Regions from separate parts of the Homo sapiens genome. Here region 1 is linked to region 2. A link is a loop called in an ENCODE intact Hi-C map of the cell type or tissue named here. Cell type or tissue: left ventricle myocardium inferior. All regions are shown on one strand. Each heading gives the region's core, and the rest is flanking DNA. Links, peaks and the distances in the headings are about the cores only.

What was found. Peaks named below come from ENCODE experiments on the same cell type or tissue, not always from the same donor. Only the 100,000 strongest peaks of a DNase experiment are listed, where the experiment ranks them.
Region 1: a loop joins it to region 2, with 3 times the contacts of the local background. A loop is called at or near these places in 13 of 110 quality-filtered maps.

What each region holds. Positions count from the first base shown.
Region 1 is chr13:99,898,754-99,901,568 of GRCh38, forward strand. The region is part of intron 1 of CLYBL-AS3 (CLYBL antisense RNA 3); the gene reads right to left. It also overlaps a transcript of CLYBL not described here. Among named protein-coding and RNA genes, the nearest start is that of CLYBL-AS3, 57 kb to the right of the region's middle. RefSeq lists an enhancer at 1,809-2,385. In left ventricle myocardium inferior, for the core only: a CTCF peak has its summit at 1,776 (motif pointing right); no DNase peak of the experiment used is centred there; H3K27me3 peaks cover 2,500 bases.
Region 2 is chr13:100,233,896-100,236,710 of GRCh38, forward strand. PCCA (propionyl-CoA carboxylase subunit alpha) reads left to right here. Exons shown (of 24, transcript NM_000282.4): 8 at 1,947-1,983. Among named protein-coding and RNA genes, the nearest start is that of PCCA, 150 kb to the left of the region's middle. In left ventricle myocardium inferior, for the core only: a CTCF peak has its summit at 1,551 (motif pointing left); no DNase peak of the experiment used is centred there.

The DNA of each region.
Region 1 (2,815 bases), core at 222-2,721, 340 kb before region 2:
TCCTGAGAGATCCTCCCAGCTCCCCTAGAGACAACTTGCTGCTCTTCCCTTAGTCCTTCTGTTGCACGGATTGGACTTTCATTATAGTGGTTGTTTAGATGTGTGTGTCCCCAAAAAATAGTGTGGATGCCTTGAATATTGAACATTGTCACACATCTCTGATCCCTCTCCTGCTCTCGCCTCTCATCCCCAGCATGAGCTTGTGGAAAATGTATTCATTAAAATCAGGACCTGAGTCTCCCTCCTCCACTTAGGTTCTGATGCTGGCTCTACCACTAATGGGTTAGGTTACGTGCAGACAGAAGAAGAAGCCATTTATTCTCTCTGAACATCAGTCTCTTCAGCTACCCAAATAAAAACACCTAACTCCAAGAGTTCCTATGAGGATGTGGTAGTCAGAGAGATGCGCCACTTCCAGGATCCCCACTTGCCGGGCTGGGGAGATGCAGTCAGCAGACAGCTCCCCACCCCGCTGCCTTGCCCAAGACCCTTCCAGGGCCCCCCACCATTTTGGCCAGAGGTGGGACACACATGCCAGAGTTTCCAGTGGGGTTAGCCAAGACTTTGTTGGGTCTGCTTGGCCATTCAACTTCTCCTTCACACTAATCCTGAATTCTCCTTCCTTTCCTGGATGTTGTTCCCTGGCATCTTGCACCGTAGACTCTGTCTGAGCATCTGCTTCTAGAGCTCCTAACCTGTGGCAGAGGATTAAATGAACTACTGTATTCAAAAGCACCTGGCATATGGTGGTTGTCAGGGTTGGGGGTGGGGCAATGGGGAGTTACTGTTTAATGGGTACTGAGTTTCATTTTTGCAAGATGAAAAAAGTTCTGGAGAAGAGGAGGGCTATGGTGGCACAACGATACGAATGTACTTAATGCCACAGTGCTTAAAATTGTAAATCTTGTTTCTTATATTTTACCATAATTTTTTAAAATAATTTTTTTAAAAGAATGAATGTAAAATAAAGAGGAAAAACTAATAAATAAATACAGTATTTTTAAAGCACCTAGCATCATGCTTGGCACGTAGTAGGCATTCAGTAAAGATCAAGTGACTTCCACCCAGGGGCCAAACCTGCGCACAGTAGAGTTTGGGAATCCCACTGCGCAGAGCTGGTTGGAATATGCATTTCTACGCAGCGAACCCCATTTTCTCCTTTATTTTTATTTTTATTTATTTATTTTTTTTGAGACAGGGTCTCACTCCTTCACCCATGCTGGAGTGTAGTGGTGAGATATTGGCTCACTGCAACCTCTGCCTCCTGGGTTCAAGCAATTCTCCTGCCTCAGCCTCCTAAGTAGCTGGGATTACAGGGGCACACCACAACAACCTGCTAATTTTTGTATTTTTAGTAGAGATGGGGTTTCACCATGTTGGCCAGGCTGGACTCGAGCTCCTAACCTCAGGTGATCCACCCGCCTCGGCCTCCCAAAGTGCTGGGATTACACACATGAGCCACCTGGCCTGGCCTTCATATTTACTTTCATTACTAGATGAAGTATATGCTCTCACAGGAAAACGTGTTCAAATTCTGGGACATACCAGAAAGGGCGGCACACTCCCACAGCCACGTGCATTTTGGGGAGCTGCATTGCTCTTTTGTTGTTGTCGTTGTTATTAACAGTCTCCTAGCTCCACTGCTGGCCTATGGAAGTTTCTCTCGGTGCTGGAGATGTTCTGACTGTAAACTCTTATCTGATCATTTTGTCCCGTCCCCTGATCTTGCAGACCCTTAAGGGCTGGAGGATTATGCAGTACCAACTCCTGGCTGAAGGGGGCACCATCCACATAGAAAAAATGCAATGCTAGGGGCACCTTCTGGAGTTGTGCAACTATTGGACCTGCTAGGGGACTTGCTCAAGGTCACACTGCTGGCAAAACCAAGACTACCACTAAACTCTCCAAATTCTCTCCACTAAACCACACAGCTTCCTCCTCCCTCGAGCTCCTCAGATTCGTGCTTCCACATCAGGTTCCCCAGTTCATCAGTGCTGCAGGGTGAGCAAGCTCCAAATGTGTGTTTTGAAACAATGAGAAAAATAACAAAGCCTCCTTTTCAGCAACTGCCTCCCTCAGAGACAGTGCCTGACCCCAGCAAAGATACTCGAATTCATCACAATTCAAACAACCAGTCATCAAAAACACAGCCAGGAAGCTCTGCCACCAGGCCAGTGCCACCTCGCAATACACCTTGATGTCCCCCGGCCCCTGTAGGTCCCTGAGCACCTGCCTCCCAGACTCAACATGCCCCTGCACATTTTGCAGGATTTTCTGCTGGGGGCTGGTCTGAATGGCTGGAAAATGTCTTGGGTTGTCTGAGGGAAGAAGGCCCGGGGCAGGCATGATGTGGATGCCAGCGCCAAGGACAGAGGCTGCAGCGCCATGCTGAGCTGGCTCCCTCGACACCACCTCTTGGCCGCGGGCCTCACTCCCAAGCTCCATCCCCCATGGGCACCGTTCTTTGCATCATCTCTCCTTCCATCTAGTCCTGCTAGATTCTTCCTTCTGCCTTGTAATTTTACCTTCTCTTCCTTCCTCCCCTTACAATTCCAAAAGCAAAAATAACAAATGTAGGAAAGAAAACAACAACACGGGCAAACTATGTTTTTCTAATTCTGTGTGTGTTTTGGAGGTAAATCGAATGTCTTAGGCCATGAGCTGCTTGCAGGACATTCCGCAATCCTTCCTCGACTGTGGGCTTGGCACAGGACATTTACGGTGTCCATTTTACCAGAGAGACCCCGAGAGAGACCCCGAGTGCACAGACAGATAATACTGTACTTTGGGAATCAAAGTAGAAATGTCAGTGAGG
Region 2 (2,815 bases), core at 285-2,784:
TAGATATGGCTTTATGTATCCATACACACCCAGCTATAACATGTATATTCAAATAAGTGACAAAATATGTCTAATGAATTTTTGAATTACCTTTTAAAACTTGCCTGTTAGTTCTCTCAAGTGATGAACTTTTTACAATAGCAGTTTATTTTCTCTCATCACGTTGGAAAGAAATGTTAAAAGTTTTCTTCTAGGTTTATTATAATCCAGTCTTCATCAGCCATCACTCTTCCTGTATTTTGTTCAAGAGGCACTAATTGTTCGCATTTGGCAGGTTTAACACTTCCTGACAGAGAGGCTATTAAGGGGAAGTATTCTCCAATAACTGTCACTGGCTGGAACAAAGAACCTTCCAACTCAATGTGTGGAAACCACTAACATTCTTAAATGACCCTTTTCATGGATTTTCATCCCTTTAAGCTAAAGTTTGGAGAATGTAGGGTCAGCGAAAACAGCAACGTGTAATAAAGCAGTAAACCTTGATTTTGGAAGGCATAGGGTGGGAGATATAGATTTATCTCTGACTTGAAAACAATTGTTATTTGGAAAATCTCATTAGCAGATGTGACTGCTTGGAGTAAAAAAAAAAAAAAACAACTTAAAACTGATGTCGCTTTCAGGACCCCTTTGAACTTAACAAGCACCTATTTGTGGAGCAGACTGGCTAATGAAAGGAAATTAAATTTTTCTGACAACTTCCCCTGCCAACCTCCTTATTCAGGGGATGTTATTAGGTACTGAAGAACTTTAAAGAAGATTTTTTTTTATTAGACATAAGTGAACCAGTTATAAACATCCCCCCCCGCCCCCTTCTCGGAGGATTCTGACATGGTTGCTCTACATTTTAAACGTATTAGCTTAAAAGCTTAAAAAACACTGGGCTTCACTTCAGCATTTTAGTCATTTTCTAAAAATTCAGTCACACTTACCAGCTGTGGTTTCAAAACAATATTGTCAGTCTTTGTGGTAGTTTAGTTTGTGTCACTGAATTACACAAACACACACACACACACACACACCCCACACATACCCACACACACGAAGGAGGCTTAGATTTCAACATTATCTTTATTGTTATTTGGGGAAATGATTCAGCAGTGTCCTGTGTTGGATGTGTTAGGTGAGGGTTAATGATCAGTGAAATTACTTAGATTCAAGGGAAGTTTTTGTCTTTTCATCTTCTTAGAGGTAGAAGTGGCATTGGTTAATATTTAGCAATAACTAATCCTTAAATGGATAAACTTTTACCCCTTACTGTTTAGGAAGGTATTTTCTTTCTTTTGCTTTTTGGAGTTTTTTCCTCCAGTAGTTGGTTCGTTGAAATTAAAGTTTTTTTTTAATTTATGTAACAAGATACAATTGTAGAGATAAAATATGTACCTGAAAAAAAAAAAAAAGAAAGAAACAATAGAAAAGAAAAGGTAATGCAGATTACCAAAAGGATTTTTTGGAACAATTCGTAATTCCTGTAGGTACTGGAAATTAACTTTCATATTTCTGCAAAATCGATCAACTACTCCCAAACAATAGAGAATCAACTCCCCCTGCTGACAGAATCTAGGAAAACATGACACATAATATTGGACAGAAACAAGCTGGCTGCGGACAAGCTTTAATGACCTGATTTATGATTCAGTATTGATTGTAAACATCTAAATTCTGCCATTAAATTCCGGCAACTGCACCAAATCATTGGCAATTCTGGTAGTGCTTCCTGCCAGCTCATTTCAACTGCTTTGAGTTTCTTAATATAATAATGATGAGGTAGAATTTACATTCCACTTATGGTATTAATTTTACATTTCTCTGAATGAAAAGGGTTAGAAGGTAGTAAAATTGAACATTAAATGAATCGGAGGAGACAGTAGTGCAATATATGACTGCCCTAAAGACATTGTGCAATGCCTCATGGGATTAATGTTGAGTCTCATTTCCTGCTTTTACAGGATGCAGAAGAAGCTGTCAGAATTGCAAGGGAAATTGGTAAGTCCTTAAATTAACTTTGGTAGGATTTCTGTGTCTTTCAGCAGATACGGTTGAGTCAACAGGTAATAAGTAATTCCCATAGAGCAAATAATACTTTAATAGTTTTAGATTTTGATTACTTGTTGCTCTGGAAGAATGTATCAGTTGAATTGCCAAATTCTATTATTAAAGGAGACTGTAAAGAGTAATTTGACCTTAACTATACATAACTCTTTTGTAAGATGAGATCACAGGCTAATTCAAAGAAGGAATTGTCTTAAGAATTCTAAAGATTGGATATAAGTTTAATGTCAATTTATATGTACATAGTTGAATGTGGTTTGTTAAAATTAAGAACATTTGGATTAAAATGAAGATACCATATGTGACATAGTTCTTTAAGTTTTTGCCTTTTGCTAAGATGTTAGGTATCAACTTAATCTTGTTAGATGGGAAAGATAAAATAGATGTGGGAAATTAGAACTGAATGATCTAAATTGGAATAAAAGGTAGACTGGAGGAGTTTTTAATGGCTGTTTTACATGTACTTGTATTTGGGCAGTGTTTCCCAACTTTTTAATTTCTTTTCTTTTTCTTTTCTTTCCTTTTTTTTTTTTAAGATGGAGTTTTGCTGTCATTGCCCAGGCTGGAGTGCAATGGCACGATCTCCGCTCACTGCAACCTCTGCCTTCCAGGTTCAAGCGATTCTCCTGCCTCAGCCTCCCTAGTAGCTGGGATTACAGGTGCCTGCCATCACGCCCAGCTAATTTTTTGTATTTTTAGTAGAGATGGAGTTTCACTATGTTGGCCAGGCTGGTCTCGAACTCCTGACCTCAGGTGATCCACCCGC